2 separate regions of the Mus musculus genome follow, and region 2 is linked to region 1. Evidence: chromatin loops called from intact Hi-C (ENCODE). Cell type or tissue: left cerebral cortex. All regions are shown on one strand.

Region 1 (8,000 bases):
TTTCTTTCTCTCCTTCTCTCCTTCTCTCCTTCTCTCCTTCTCTCCTTCTCTCCTTCTCTCCTTCTCTCCTTCTCTCCTTCTCTCCTTCTCTCCTCTCCTTCTCTCCTTCTCTCCTTCTTCCTCTCCTCTCCTCTCCTCTCCTCTCCTCTCCTCTCCTCTCCTCTCCTCTCCTCTCCTCTCCTCTCCTCTCCTCTCCTCTCTCTCCCTTCCCTCCCTCCCTCCCTTCTTCCTTCCTTTCTTTCTTTCTTTCTTTCTTTCTTTCTTTCTTTCTTTCTTTCTTTCTTTCTTTCTTTCTTTCTTCTTTTTGTCAGTCCTGTTTGCCTCTTTTCTAATGGGAAACAAAGGAGCAGGGAGAGGGAAGGTGGGGGAGGAGGGGAGCTGGAATGAATGCAGAGAGGGGAGGCTGTAGTTGGAATGTATTGTATGAGAGAAGAATACATACAAAGAAAAAAGAAAAAAATAAGAAGGATTTACCCATTTTGTCCCGGTTATTCAGTTTATTGTCCTTAAATTGCTCATAGAAATCTCATATAAGCCTTTGAATTTCTGCAGGTGGCAGGTGTAATTGTTCCTGTTTTCTTCACAATTTGAGAGTTTGGGGCGGGAGGGGGATTTTTTTTTAATTAGCCTAGCTAAAGGATTGCCACTTCTATTTATCTTTTAAAAGCTATTCAGGTTGAGCTTTGTATTGGTTTTTCTTATCTCTATTTCAACACTTTGCTCTGATCTTTACTGGATGGGAATATCTCTGTAACTTTGGACTTTATTTTTTATTTTTAGTTACTTGAGAAGTTCTGCTTTGTTAATTTGAACATTTTCTTTTTTAACTTAGGCATTTTTGCTATAAACATCATTTTACTTTCCTCTTGTAATTTCCTCTTTGTTCACTGGATATCCATGAGTATATTGCTTAATTTTCACATGTTTGTGGATTTTACAACTTTACTTCTGTTACTTATTTCTAGTGTTATAGCATAGTGATCAGAAAAGAAACTTAATAACAATTATAATCTTTAAATTTCTTCTATTTTTGTGATATAATATAATAGTCTGGAGCATTTTCCAAGTGGAATTGAGAAAATGTCTATTGTGCTCTTTTGTGGAATACTCTAGATATGTCTATCAAGTCCATTCAGTAGAAAGTGTATTTTAAATCTTACTGAGTTTGTCTAGATGTTTGTTTATTTGTTTTGTAAAGTGTGGTATTGAAATTCCATGCTATAACATATTAGAGTTTTTCACTTTACAGCCAGAATATTTGTTTTATATACCTGGGAAATATTATATTGGATACATATGAACTTACAACTGTTATATATTCTTGAGGAGTTGATGCCTCTATTTATGATATAATGGCTCTTTTGTCTCAGACTTCAAGTCTAGTTTATCAGATACTAGTATAGACATTATTCTGTTTGAATGGAACTTCACATTTTAAAATATCATTTATTAAGTACCATTTATAGATAAGCCACTATATGGGGCAATTTTCTTTCATGGTCTAGTTCAATCCTTAAAACATCTGAGAAAGTTGTTATTAAAAAGATTTTATACTAGAGGAAAATGAGGTTCAGAGAATTCTAATAATTTGTTTAAGGCCTGCTGTTTTATCAAGATCTCAGTATTCAGAATAGCTTCTACTACTTAAACTTAAATATGAAATTGAGTTCAAACATCTGTATTAGTTCCTTTCCTACTACTCTGATATAATACAGTGACCAAGACATCTTGGAGCAGGAAGAGATTATTTGGGTAATGGGTCCAGAGACATAAGACTCCATCACAGCAGGGAAGCATTGCAGCAAGCAGCAGGCATGACAGCTGAATCGGGATGCTGAGAGCTCACATCTTGAAACACAAAAATGAAGCAGAGAGAACAATGGAATGGTGCAGGTTTTTAAACTCTTCAAAAGCTGCCTTCAGTGGCATATTTCCTTCAATAAGGCCACACCTCTTAAACTTCTCCAAACAGCACCTTCAATTGGGGGAATAAATGCACACATGAGCCTTTGGGGAACATTGTTGTTCAAAGCATCACACTATTTCACTAAAATCAAACTCAATTTAACTTTTGTCCCACTTCTTCTGTCTTTAAGAAAACCCAACTCTATGAAGTGTTTATATTTTTCCTTACTCACAGGAGCATCCACTGAACATGTGAAGATGAGTGTTTATAAATTTCTTGACTCCTTATCCTTGTTTCCTACTTAAACTTCAAAAGCCCTGGAAGAAGATTCAGAGGTCATACCTAGCCTGTCTTATAATCATCTCCACTAAGGTTGTTGATTACATTTAGAGCAAAAAACACACCCCCAAACCAATCCATGCATGTGTGCCATACCATCTTACTATTTCCAACCTTAATTGTTCTTTCAGTACCGAACAGAAATCCTTGCGGCATGCTTCTTTATGCTGTTCTTTTGCTTATCTTTCAAATGGTTAACATCTCGGCCAATTTCCCAAAATGATCTTGCTTTTCCAACACTGATAATAGAATACAATAGCTGGGATAGTTTCCCATATACACCACCTATCATCAACTTCTAGAGACTGCTTTGTGTCCATGCCTACTCTTGTCTCCTACTCATGTCTCCATAGAATTTTTGTCTTCTATCCAGAAGGAATGTTGCTAGCTGTGCTCTAGCTTCCTCTCCTTCTCCTCTCCAGAAATTTTGTAGCAATTGTTTCCTCTCTTTTCATTGGCTTTACTTCCTAAAAATGTCTAGGCATGCTCATTCTCAAAATACACTCATGTGTTGTGGATATTAAAGAACTATCATACATTTTCTCCTTTCTGTTATTAATCAGAAATTCCTTAACACATTTGTTCTTATCTTTATAAAAAAAACAGTACTCAGTGAATATCGAGTATATACACACATTCTGGTCTGTGAACCTAGTGTATAGGAGAACATTTTTCAAAAGTAAGTGCTTGTCCTTATAGCGTTTAAATAGAAATCCTATACTCAGAGATCAAATAAACAAGATTATTGCCATGTCAGTAAGTATTATACTCTACACAAAGAACTACAGGCAACCAAGGAATGCCCAGAGCAGGAGAAATAATTTTCCCTAGGGAAGAATACACTGTCTGGTTCTTCAATACCAACTGCTCAGCCCTGAAAACATATATATGAGATTATTATACAGACTGAGCGGGTTATATTAGGAATATATATGTATATACATATATGTGCATATAACAACAACCAATGAAAAACGAAGCCATGACTTTGAAAGAGCAAGGAGAGTTGTTTATATGACAAGGTTTGGAGGGAAAAAAGGGAAAAAAGAAATGTGTCTACAGTATAATCTCAACAACAAAAGAAAAACTACAAAGGAATATTATGAATTAAAAAGCATACAACAGAAAATAACTACTGCAGGTTCAAAAGACTGTTGTACTCTAATAGAGTATGGGTTGGGAAGACCTCTGGAGGACATTACCTATAAGCTGAGAAAGTTGAGGCCATTACAAACTGTGAATGGCAAATTCAGTCTTTCAAGGGAGCATCAACCTATGCCACTCTTTTTCCCAGCCTGTAACCTTGGTGTCACATTTAAAAGAGTTCCAAGCCTAAGAAGCTCTTAGGTCATTGAGGTTGGAACTTGCTGCGTTGAGATTTGAGAGCTGGTTGACAAATCACTTCTTCTCCACATAAAACTCTGTATGTAGCAAGTATCTCATGATGATCATCAGAAACTTTAAAATTATGTTTGCAACTTTTAAAAGTTAAGTGGCGGACGTGTTAAACCCTCCGTGTGGTTCTGGTCCTGGCAATAACAACTTATTGAGAGTTTTCTATGGGAAAGACAGTTTAAAACACTTTAGATGGATTGCTTTTTTAATTACTTGAACTGTCATAAGGATTAACGGGAAGAAAAGTTACCAAAATGCAAAAATGCACAGGGCCCTAATCATAGGGAGTAGTGAAAACGGCTAGCTGGCAGGTGCTGAAATTGCAACCTTCTCCTTTAACTCTGAGCAGCGAGTGGGCGGGGCCGCGTCCATCAGTGTCTAGGTGCCCGCAGGCCGCCCTAAGGGCCAATGGCGCGGAAATGAGAGCCCGGGCCACGTGATGGCGGGTGGCACTCTGGCTTTCCTAAAGCAGTCTCTATGGTATTCTTCCAAGCAAACCCAGGGCCCCCCCAAAAGGGTAGCGGCACGTGACAGGCCCTGGGACTACGGCAGGTTCCCACGTGATCCTGGCCTGCAGTAGCGTGGTTGCGGTGAGGTTCTTGCGCTCCTGAAGGGCGGGCGCGGAAGTAAGAGCATCCTCAGGCGGACCGTGACTGGCAGCGAGGTCGGGAGGAGCCACCAGGCAGTGACCGCTTTGCTTCTGCAGCTCCGCTCCGCTCATTCCGTTATCTCAGCCTTTGCAGTCTGTACAGAAGCTGACCAAGTTACCTTTGGGTCTTGAGACCTTGGCGAGTGAGGCCCAAACTCGGGACCAACTCCTCATCCACCTTGCCCTCCCTCTCCTCCATCTCTTCCTTTGCACGCACCGAATCGAATCGCTTGCTCCTTTGGGCTGGCCTGCTCGGCTGTGCCTGGAGACTAAGTTCGGGTCGGTAAAGGTAACTGTGGGAAAAGCGGCCCCCCAGTGGACAAAGGCGGAGGCAGGGATAGATCAGGCCCCGCGGGCCCTGGGTGCTGAGCGTAGGCAGGTGAGCCAGAAGAACGGTACTGCGGATTTAGAAGGCACTGTGAAGGACTTGTTGCACGATGGAAGAATCTGACTCCGAGAAAAAGACAGAGAAAGAGAATGTGGGCCCAAAAGTGGAGCCTCCTCTAGGGGAGCCGGAAGGATCGCTTGGGTGGGTAAAGGGGATTATGTTGCACCTGGGAGGGAGGGCATGCTAATTGTAAAGAGTATTGTGAGATGCAACAACCTCTAACCTGCAGTGATGAATTGCTTTAATTTACCAATATGGTTGATTGATATCATGCCCTTGATGACGGAAAACAGAATAGAAACACCCTTTGCCTGGATGTGGGATTCCTGGTTTATGCGTAGTCTTCTAATTGAGACAGTTCTGAGTTGTTTTCTGTTTTCTATAAAGGTTATTTGATGTTATCACCTTGTTGATGATAAAAAAGGAAAGGACAGACATTTGCTGACCAATGACGTATAGTGCGATATGCCTATTTGAGAACTGCGTTATATGTACTTTGTGCCTTTAATGAATGAAATACAGCTTGGAAGGACGATTGAAGGTCCAAAGATGCTTCTAGATTTGAAAAATACGGAGATGAATTTAAAAAAAATAGTATTCAGATTATGACAATATTGTTTGATTTATAAAAGTACCCAGAGTGTTGCTTCAGCTTTATGACAAAATATCAAATCTTGAATTTAAATGGTTTCTATTCCTAAATATGCCATCCTAGGAAGCGTCTCCCGAGCTGATGAAGGAAACAGGGAGCATAAACCCAGCTTTATAATTTAGGAAAATGAAGACTTCTGAAAAGAGGTCTCATCCATACTTAGCTGCTTTAAAGAATATTCGTCTGCATCTTTCAGTTTACTTGTGTGTCCCCCCCCCCACCCCCCGCCCCCGGCAATTAGATCACGAAAACACCATCTTTTGGTTTATATCTACAGGTGGGCAATGCCAAATGCAGCCATGAAGAAAAAGGTAAGATGTGTTAGCTACATCAGTAACATGAAGAAAAAGGTAAGAAGCTGCAGTTCAGGGAATCTGGCTTTTTCTGGATTGTGGCAAGAATCTATGGGGTCTTTGAGACACTCATCCCCTTATTTACTGTCAGATTTACTTTGTCTAAAATTAATCTCATGGAGTCAAGCCAGATACAAATATTACACAGCCCTCTGTGTGTGCACTGATTCTTTAACCCAAATCAAATGTTACGTGCAATTTTTTTTTCTAGCTGGAATTGGATGTTCTTTGCTTTGCTTTGCACTTTTATTGGGACTTAGACAATATCCCTAAGACTGTAGCTCAGGAGCAATATTTCTTGACCTTTTTGGGATTTAGTATCACTTGTGAAGTACTGGTAATAACCTTCATAGGGATATTAGGAAGTTTACATGAATAAACTCCCTGTACACCACAAACATAATTATCCTCACCATGTAAGGTTAAAAAAGCTCCCATATTTTTAGCCTGACTTTATCTAAAATTTAATTCTGGGCCTCAAGTTTGCTAGGAGGATTTTTTTTTTTTGATGAATGTCTGAAGTTGCTGTCAACAAGGATGCCTAAAAAAATGCCAGAAATTTCTACATAATTAGGAGGGGAAAAGTAGAAGCTTAAGGAACTGTGAAAAGAGAAAGGGGGCGAACTGCCATTTGCTTTAATGGTTCTGCAATGCACATGCGTTGAAGGATCAGCCTTTACCTTCAGAAATAGATACAGTTATTGCTTAATTAATGTTTAGTTAATCTAGTTAATTGTTTAGTTAATTTGTTTTGCAAAGGGCAAGGAAAATGTTCATATAAATTTTAGACTAAATAAACAATTAAATTTTCTTAGGTAAACCTGGATATCTAAATTGTTGAATTGAGCCAATGCATATCCAGTATGTTTTCACTAAAGCTTCTTATATTTGTAATCAGACATTTTGATATGTTAGGATTGGAGGTAGAATCTGTGTCTCTTTCATTTGAAAAGGAAAGTTAACAGAACTGTATCTCATAAACACTGTGCTTAGAAAGGACTGTGAAAGTCATTTAACTCTGACTCCTTGTAGTGCAAGATAATTTGGCTTTAACAGGTGTTTTTTCTTGTGTCAAATCCTTACACAAGAAAGACATCTGTAAAGTCTTGCTCTCTACCAGATAGTTGTCCTTGCCTTTTTTCCTCTAATGGCTTGTTCATTTCTTTATTTTTTATTTTTTATTTTTATTTTTATTTTGGTTTTTTCGAGACAAGGTTTCTCTGTATAGCCCTGGCTGTCCTGGAACTCACTCTGTAGACCAGGCTGGCCTCGAACGCAGAAATCTGCCTTCCTCTGCCTCCCAAGTGTTGGGATTAAAGGCGTGTGGCACCATTCTTTTGATGAGTGCATTTCAAGCTTTTGTTCCCTGTTAGGCACTGGAGATAAGAAAGTACACAAAGGATACAAAGACTCTCCCTCTGTCCTTCAAATGTTTCCAGTCTTGTGAGAGAGTTGTTGAAAGGAAGGACTACAGAGCTTTATGGTCTGCAATGATATAGTAGTACCACTGAGGGGCAGGCATGATACCTCTCAGCCTAAACCAATGCTTCTCAACCTTCCTAATGCTGTGACCCTTCCTCATGTTGTGGTGACTCCCCAACCACAACATTATTTTCGTTGCTACTTCATAACTGCAATTTTCTACTGTGACAAATCATAATATAAATATCTGTGTTTTTTGATGATCTGAAGTGACCCTTGTGAAAGGGTTTTTTGACTCCCGAAAGGGGTTGCAACCAACAGGTTGAGGAATGCTGGCCTAAGGCATTTAGGTCAAAGAAACTTTATGGGGATTTACTGGGGATTGAACCCAGGTTTCACTTATATTAGGTAAGTGCCCTAGTACTGAGCTACTGAGCTACATCCCCAGCTCCAGAGAAAATTCCCGTGATGATTGTTGAACCAAGTGTTGATGGATAAGTTGAGACTTAGTAGAAAGAAGAATAAAGGATGGTAGAGAATATAGGATGAATCCAGACACAGAGTCAGGGCTCCCTAAATGGCTGGAAGCAAAGAGACTGTAAACCATTCAGTTAAATATGAATGGATGCTAAAAGTTTGAGGCTAGGAGAATCAAAAGGTAAAGACAGAAGTAGATAAGCTTAATCAAGAGTGGTTCTTATGTGTAATTTAAAGAGGCAGAAACCTGAAATAAAAATTATAGAAATATGCAGAAGGGATGAAATCATGGGCTGAAGTGGAAAACAGCCTGACCTTGAACAGAGCAGTAGGAAGAACTTTTTAGTTATACTATATGAAATCTGCTTGTTGGAGATACACACACACACACACACACACACACACACACACACACTTAC
Region 2 (8,000 bases), 100 kb before region 1:
AGAGGAACCTCCTATGAATTGAGCAGATTGAGTGGGTCTCTCTCCCTCTGCATGGAATTGATGGCTGGGGCTGAAAGTCACATTTCCTTTGAAGGCAGAGGCCCTGGGAGTGGGCATTGGCAAGCCATAACAGATGGCAGGGCAGCCTAGTATAAGGCAGTCTGGGGATGTGGAGAAAGAAGCAGGGTCTTGTCTCAGGTCTGCCACTTGTGTGGCTCTGGCCCAGAATGCTGTGTGCTGACCTCTCCCCTGGATTCCTTTGCTGCCTACCCCTTGAGAGGGACTGACAAACATGTGCCTTCAGGGGTGGTGACAAGCCTCTTTGATTACCTGTGCCAGGCTTCTCTGGCCCTTCCTGTGACATAGAAGCCACTCATCATCTGTGTTTGGAGCTTCTGAAACCTCGTCCACTCTGCTTCTGATGGAAGCATCCTTAGCCTGCAGACTGCTGCCTGTGTGTCCTTGGGCTTTGCATAAATCTTTTGCCATCCCGTGCTGCAGCCAGAGACTGGGCCTTGTCTCAGACAGAAGTCAGGTGAGACTCTAGTGAAGGAGGGATGAAAGTGTCTTGACCACTGTACTCTGTATGGTGTGCCTGGGCTAGGTGCCTGTCCTTCATGCTCCCTAGGAGACCCCAGTCTGTTCTTTTTATTACTTTCCTCGTGTTAATTGTGGTCAGCTCTAGAGCTGGTGAGTTGTTCTTGTACATGTTCTCAGGCAAGTCCCTAAGGAGAATGGGGAGGAGGTTCCCAGATCTCTACAGTTGTAGGTACTTCACTACCTCAAGGGAAATATGGAATAATATTACCTTGCCCCTGAAAACACAGAGAGAGAAACAGACAGGCATGCAGAAAGTCAGGCAGGCAGGCAGGCAGGCAGGCAGACAAACAGATACACACACACACACACACACACACACACACACACACTGAGTATTTTGGATTATGTGCAGAGCAAGAAACTCCAATGCTATGAAGTTACATGTCCAGTCTTCTCTCAGTATCCTTCAACATCAGAAATCCAGGTGTTTCAAAGCCCTTTTCCCATTGTCCCCAATTCACCATGAGTGTTGGTGACCTCAGTGTCACTGTCTTTTTGTAAAGTGCAACAGCCTTCTTATGATGTCCTGGTTCTCTTCCCCTCTTCTCCTGACTTTTTTCTTGTTCTGTTCTTCTCCCTTAACATACCTGAATATGTCATTGAGGAATTTCTATGTCCTGAGTATCCTTATTCTCCCCAGTGACCCTAAGTTTACTTCCCCACCCAATATTTACCTAAGGACCCCAAGGATCTTCTTAGTCTCTTCCATTTCTCTTACTGCTACTCCACAGCAGTCTATTTTTACCCTACCATCCTCTCTCAAGATAATTTTAGTGTCGTTTCTACTTCTTTATTATTTTAGAATGTTTTCAGGTCTTTGCCAATGGCTCCTGTCAAGGTCTGTTAAGTATCCAGTTCCACACTCAATACCAAGTAATATGGCCACCCTTCCTACTGTCTTCTGCATTCTAGAAATGCTCCTTGGGTTTTAAAGCATCCTGTGATACCCTCTTTTTTTCTGTTCTATTCCCCAAATGATGTCATCAGTTTGTCTTCCTTCTCCTTAGTCCCTGCCCATTCCCTACAACACTTACTGCATTTCCATTCCCCACCCCCTCCCACAATCTTGAAATTTCTTGGAAACTAGATGCTTTCTGTTAAGGACTATTCCCAGCATCTAAATTTGGTCCTCATTTAACAGGTGGACAATAAATGAACAAAACATTCTGTTTACTATGCTTTTATTTATACTATTTGCACAGTGAGCATATTTACAAATGTGTTCCATTACAAGACATCAGACACAAGGGAAAGACAGAACAAATCTGTAATCTTCTTCCACTCACACTTTACTGGTTATTCCAAACTTTCAAAGAACAGCCTCTCAGTGGTACTTTCTATCCATCACACAACATGACACAAAGACTTCATTTAATAAGGTTAGCACAGCTGTTAATATCAAATGCCAACGACAGAAAAAAATAACATAAACTTTTCCTCAAGTATATATTTAAACATATTGTGATTCTTAGTCAACAGTGTTATAAAATGAATACAAGATAACAATATCTATAGCAAACACTACTTTGCAGTTTAACAATTAGCACTGGTCACAAATACCAAATACAGTGCCCTCCCCACCCTCCACAACCTTTTGAATTCAGGACCCTGCCTATCTACTCCATGGAGCAGATACTTTGGATTCTCTTTTCCACTCCTAAGGGTTTGCCTAGGATCTCTCTATGGAGCAGAATAACCCCTAGCACCCGAATTGAGAATAGCCTCAACCTCTGCATCATCATCTGAATCCCAGTCATAGTTACATGGCCAGTCTTTGGAGCATCGGTTCCGAACTCTTGCCACAAAATGCATGACTTTCAGCTTGCTAGATTCCACGTGTGCTCGAGGGCCCCAGAAGAACTCATACTCCACTGGACTGCTGCGGGGCACTGGCTTATAAATCAGATACCCTCTGCGCACAAACTCTTCTGTAACGACCTTCTTCGGATCTCCAAAGATGCTGTGCTGCCTCCCAGGCTGCATCCCTAACTTCCCCAGCACTTTCCACACCAGGGCCTCCTTTGCGCTGTTGCCCATGATGAAGATGAGGGCTAATATGGACATTAGGAGACTTTTCTTGGTGCCCTGAAAATTGCTCCGGGTAACCGGCTTTTGCACTAGGGCAGTGCTCGAAGCTTCTGAAGGGGTACTGGAGGCCTTCTCCAGGGTGCTTGTGTCTTCCTCCGGGCCGCTCAGGTATTCTTCGGGTGTGCTCGGGGCTACAGAAGCCGCCATCGGGGTCTCTGAAGCCTCTGAGGCCTGGCTCTTGCGATTGTTGCGATTCTCTTCAGCTGCCTTTGCGTTCCGGCGGCGCCGACTCTTCCGTCCCCGAGGCATGGCTCCTGCAAAGCGATGAAAGCCTGCAGCACTTGGAGAAGGCTATTGGCAGCGTCGGAGAAAAGTGGCTATCTTACTCAGGGACGGCCGCTGAACCGCAAACGCCAGCGGAGCCTTTGTGGCAAGGAACCAGTCGCTTTCAGCCACAAAGCCCTTTCCCAGGCAAGCTGACTTGCGCAAGGAGTCGCCGCCCGCACTCCCTGTAGCGCCAAGCGCGCAAGAAACCAGAGCAGCATTGGCCCCGCCCCTCCTGCCACGCACACGCCAAACACCCAAGAGGAAGTGGGACTCTCCCGCACAGGAACTTCCGCTAGCCGAAAGGAAAAGGAGCGGGCTGCATTTTGAGTCCCACAATGGTAGTTAAGACAGCTAGGGGGCGGGGGGTTGCAGGGATTTGTCCTGCGCGCAAGAGAATGTCGGTCTTCTTTAGGCAGGTGCACACATTATCCTATTGGTTCATAGCTTTTGGCAAGCAGTGGGCCCTTCCAGTCTCACCAAAGGCGGGCTGAGAGGGGTGGGGTGGGGTGGGGGAGGGGTGCGGCGGGGCACAGGCTTGCAAGAGGTCAGCTGACCCCAGCCCTCCTTGGCTGCCTTGGCTTACACAGCATATTCACTCTCCCGCCTGGGTTTTCAGAAGGCGTTTATGTGTGGCTAATTAATTCGTGGGCCCATCAGGGACCCGAAGAATAGACTTAATGACCAAAGCGGTGGGTGAGGGGAGGCAGCAGTGCGCAGGAGACGCAGAGCCTGTACCCTGCTACGTGTTCGCCTGGTCAATTAAGCGGGGGCAGTGAGAAGATCAGGCTTAGATTTGCGCAGCCTCACGGAGGCCAGAGTACTTCCTGGCAGGCCACAGAGGAAGCAATTAGAATAAGAAGCAGCTGGATGAAAGTGAGCTGTTGCCATGGGGACTGAGAGACAGAAAGGCATTTGAAGGGAGACCACAGGCAGGCTTCAGACAATGGGTGGGAATGGGGAGCAGAGAGATGGTATGGTGCGGTTGGATCCTGGATTTCTAGGCCGGCCAGCCAGCTTACCTGCCTCGACTCGCTCCCCTCGGTGCACACTCTGAACTTTGTCCACTCCTTCTCTCTGCTCAGGTTCCTCTGCCTGAAATGCCTCCCCTCCATCCTCCACTCTCTAAGTACCACCTGCTTCTCCCAGGCAGCTTCCTCGCTCGCTCAAGTTCATTTCGGCCTGCCCCAAAGAGTAATGAGTCAGTTCCTACTCCCCCAAGGGAGGCCCCATAGCCAGGCATGCTGCTTTTCTTGTGTCATTTGAAGCGTGAACTTGCTCAGATCCTTCACCTCTCTGAGCCTGGCTTTCCCCCTTGAAAGTGGATGTAACTCAAGCACTGGCTTCAGAGTTGTGCGAATTCAACGAAAAGCCTTTACTGCCTAGTAAGCACAGATTTGCCTCTAAGTGCGTTGCAAGCAGCAGCAGCAGGTGAGAGTGGCATTTAAGAAATGCGCCTTGAGGGAATATGTGGTGGAAAGATTTTACATGTGTTCCGTTTTTGAAAAAATGGTTTGGTGTGAGTGTGTGTGTGTGTGTGTGTGTGTGTGTGTGTGTGCGCGCGCGCCCCGTGTGCTTGTGCCCTGTGTGCTGTATACACGAGGGGTTAGCAGAGGGCGTGGGACCCCCTGGGACTGAGTTAGAGGTGCTTGAGATCTGCTCGCTATGGGTGCTGGCAACCTAACTCGATTCCTCTGGAAGAGCAGCAAGTGTTCTCTTAACTGCTGAGCCATTGCTCCCGCCCCTCATATGTGCTCTCAGTTCTTGGAAGGTAAATGGATATTTTCTGCTTGTTTCACTGGAAGGGATGAAGCATGTGTTTGACAGTGTCTCAGCTGGGAATCCTACTGGGAAATTAACCCTGTGGGGCTCATAGACTTTGGCAGCTCCCAGCTTTTTGGTAGAGTTTGTGGACCAGGATATGGCCTTATCTAGCGAATGAACTCTGTGGTGGGTGATGCGTGTCACTGGCAACAGCATTGCCAGCACAACTTGACCCAGTGAGGCTCAGACACCTGTGCGCGGGTAGAAAGGAGATGCCTGCTGGAGAGAAACAGTCATTGAAATCAGAACTGGGAACAAGAGTTTGGGGCTGGTGTGTATCTGTTCCAAGCCTTTGATGAGTTTATTGAACATCCCAGTCCTCTGATTTGTTCTATACAGAAAAAGCTGATCTCTCTGGCTTGGTCTGTCCAGCTTGCTTCCTATCTCTGTGAAAGTTAATGCTAAATACTACTATATTTTCAGTCTTTCTTTTCATTCTTGAGATTATAATTGCAGCAATTCTCCCTTCCTTGTCCTCCCTCCAAACCGTCCCATAAACCCTCCCATACTGTCCTTCCAATTCAGGCTTCTTTTTTTTCCCCACTAATGGTTATTCCCTGAATATATGTATATACATATAGGTATATATTCCTAAATATAACGTGTTCAGTCTGTGCAATGCCATTTGGATGTATGGCTTGGGAGCTGATCATTTAGCACTGGACAAGCAGTTGGTGTGCTCTCCCCTTGGAAAGAGTATTTCTGCTCCCAGATGTCCTTAACCACTTGCAGTTCTTTGTGTAGGGTTGAGACCTCATGTACATTCTCTGTGTTCATTGGTTTCATCCTTGCTCATCGTTCACACTGTCATGTCGGAGAGACTTGATGGGTATGGCTTCTGACATTCCTAGGAGACAGACTCTTACAGCTAACTCTCTGATCCGATGGCTCTTTACAGTCTTTCTGCCACCTCTTCCACGGTGATCCCTGAGCCTTTAGAGAAGGTTTCCTGGACTTAAAGATTTGTCATATTTGTGATTATATACTGTAATATATAGTTATAATTAAAATATACAATAATTTGTTTCCGTTTTGATGCTATTTATGAGAATGTAATTACCAACGTTCACTTTTTTTTTTTTTACTGAAGTTTCTTTTTTTAAGGAAAATGTACTAGTACTTCCTACTTGGTAAATTAATTTGGGGTGTATTTGATGCTGTTCTCCCTTGTGCCACACCAATGGATTGAGGAGTAGGTGCCATTCCCTGTCATTGTCGTCTTCACCTAAATGAACCATTATTTCACTCCAAGGACAGTGCAACCCTCCATGACTCCATAGATAGAGCAGATAACTAATATACAGCCTAAGACCTCAACACCCATCTAGTTTTTCCAAAGAAGTTAGTGGGAACAAGGTTTAGGCTCTAGGCTATTTTTGCTAAGCCAGAAACAGAGAGGAGAGGGGCGTGGAGAGGCCTGGATCCTATAGTGTTTCCTAGCTATCAGAGAAAGACAATTACATATAAGCTTAGAAGTCGTGACATCCAAAGAGAAATCTCTTGAGCTCAGTTCCAGATTCTACATATGAGATTAAAATCCTTGATATGTTGTTGAACCACTGCTATCTATGAAATCCTGGGGACTATGCTTTTCAGGCAATTCTTTTCAGAAGGGACTAAATTAGTTATTATAGAGTAGTCCAGAATCAAATACTACTGACAACAGCAGCTCTGGGTCAGAAATTTTATTTATGTAAAGAGTCATAGTTATATAATAGCTTTTATGTGTTAGGCATTGATAGAAACTCATTAGAGTTTGGAGAGTTAGTTCACAGTCTGTTAGTGAAAAACAAAGACTTAAATGCTTAATGATTTTTTTTTTAAGCTTAGTGTAGAAGATGTTGGCTCTGATTAGCAGGACTATGGATGAGGTCTCTAGGCATGAATTAGGAGATCAGATTAATTTAGTGTAATCAGGAAGGGTATATCTGAATAAGTAAGTCAATATTGGGCTGAAACCTTAATGCTGACTAGAAAGGTTACATGCAAACAGATGTCTGAGAAGCTGAAAGCCAAAATGAACAGACTCATAGCAGTTTCTGCGATTGGGAATTATTCTCTCTGTGGGCCAAATTTTAGTTCCTTTAACAGTGTGACATGAAGATATTGAGGAATTTTAGTTTATAATATTATCATGCATACTGTATAGTCACACCATGACTTATTATACTATTTCCCCACTGCTTAAACATATTTGCTCATTTTTAAAAGCAGTATTCCATATACATTTGTATACTTGTCTGTATATTTGTATTTCTCGTCACAGAGTTAGTGGTTTGAATGTTTTTTTTTTGCATATAAATCATGATGTAAATATCCAGGCTTATTTCCACGAATAGTTGTGTCCTTTCTTAGTAAGCATCACCAGCAGTGAATGGAGTGTATCATTTTCACCACATCTGTGTCTTCCCAAAGCACTGTTAGATGTATAATTCATTAGCAGTCTGATGGGTAAACTAACACATCTTATTGTAATTGTTATATGTGATTAGCATAAAATAAAGTACACATACTAAAAATTGTACAATTTGATACATTTTAATGTATGTGTGTAACTGTTGGTAGATTTAATATAATTGTTGTATTGTTTTAGAATATTTTATTACATTTATTTGGGGGTGGGTGCACACATGCAGCATATTAGTGGAGGCCAAAGAACAACCCTTAAGAGTGGTTTCTTTTCCCTTCACTATGTAGGGCATGGGGATTGATTTCTGGCTATCAGGCTTGGAGGCAAGTATCTGCACTTAACCTGCTGAGCCATCTCACAAGCCCAATCGTTATATTATTTATCATCAAATTCCTTCATGCCCCTTTATAATTGTCTCCCCCTTTTTCCATCTTTCCTCCATCCTAGGCACATTTATAAACTTTCTATCACCATATATTATATTTCATTCCTTGCCATTTATGTAAGTAAATTCAAAGTTCTTTTCTAGATTTTATTTATTTTTTTATCAAATGGTCTTGAATTACCATACAAACTAATGGGGTCAATAGTTTCATTGGCAAAATATATGCCATTATATTTTGTTCTTCTTTGTGTCTTCTGAATCTTTTATTTTATTTTTTAATTTTTGAGATTATAGTATAATTACAACACTTCCTCCCTCTAAACCCTTCCATGTACCCCTTCCCTCTTCCATTACCCACTCCTCCCCTCCCTCTTGCTCTCCCTTTCTAAAATACTTCTTCCTCCTTTCATGTCATATATTATCCTCTCT

The links. Hi-C counts contacts between places; a loop is a spot of excess contacts. Peaks named below come from ENCODE experiments on the same cell type or tissue, not always from the same donor. Only the 100,000 strongest peaks of a DNase experiment are listed, where the experiment ranks them.
Region 2: a loop joins it to region 1, with 2.8 times the contacts of the local background. A loop is called at or near these places in 2 of 42 quality-filtered maps.

The regions. Positions count from the first base shown.
Region 1 is chrX:153,135,758-153,143,757 of GRCm38, forward strand. It overlaps Rragb (Ras-related GTP binding B), which reads left to right and starts at 4,201. Exons shown (of 11, transcript NM_001004154.2): 1 at 4,201-4,818; 2 at 5,607-5,640. The coding sequence starts at 4,727. In left cerebral cortex, CTCF peaks have their summits at 4,601 and 7,185; DNase peaks (open chromatin) are centred at 4,131 and 4,536; H3K4me3 peaks cover 1,872 bases; H3K27ac peaks cover 688 bases.
Region 2 is chrX:153,034,402-153,042,401 of GRCm38, forward strand. Mageh1 (melanoma antigen, family H, 1) reads right to left here and starts at 3,162. Exons shown (of 1, transcript NM_023788.3): 1 at 1,765-3,162. The coding sequence starts at 2,937. The coding sequence ends at 2,281. 9530051G07Rik (RIKEN cDNA 9530051G07 gene) reads left to right here and starts at 3,228. Exons shown (of 4, transcript NR_040272.1): 1 at 3,228-3,293; 2 at 4,038-4,383. In left cerebral cortex, a CTCF peak has its summit at 3,296; DNase peaks (open chromatin) are centred at 3,177 and 3,512; H3K4me3 peaks cover 2,313 bases; H3K27ac peaks cover 1,177 bases.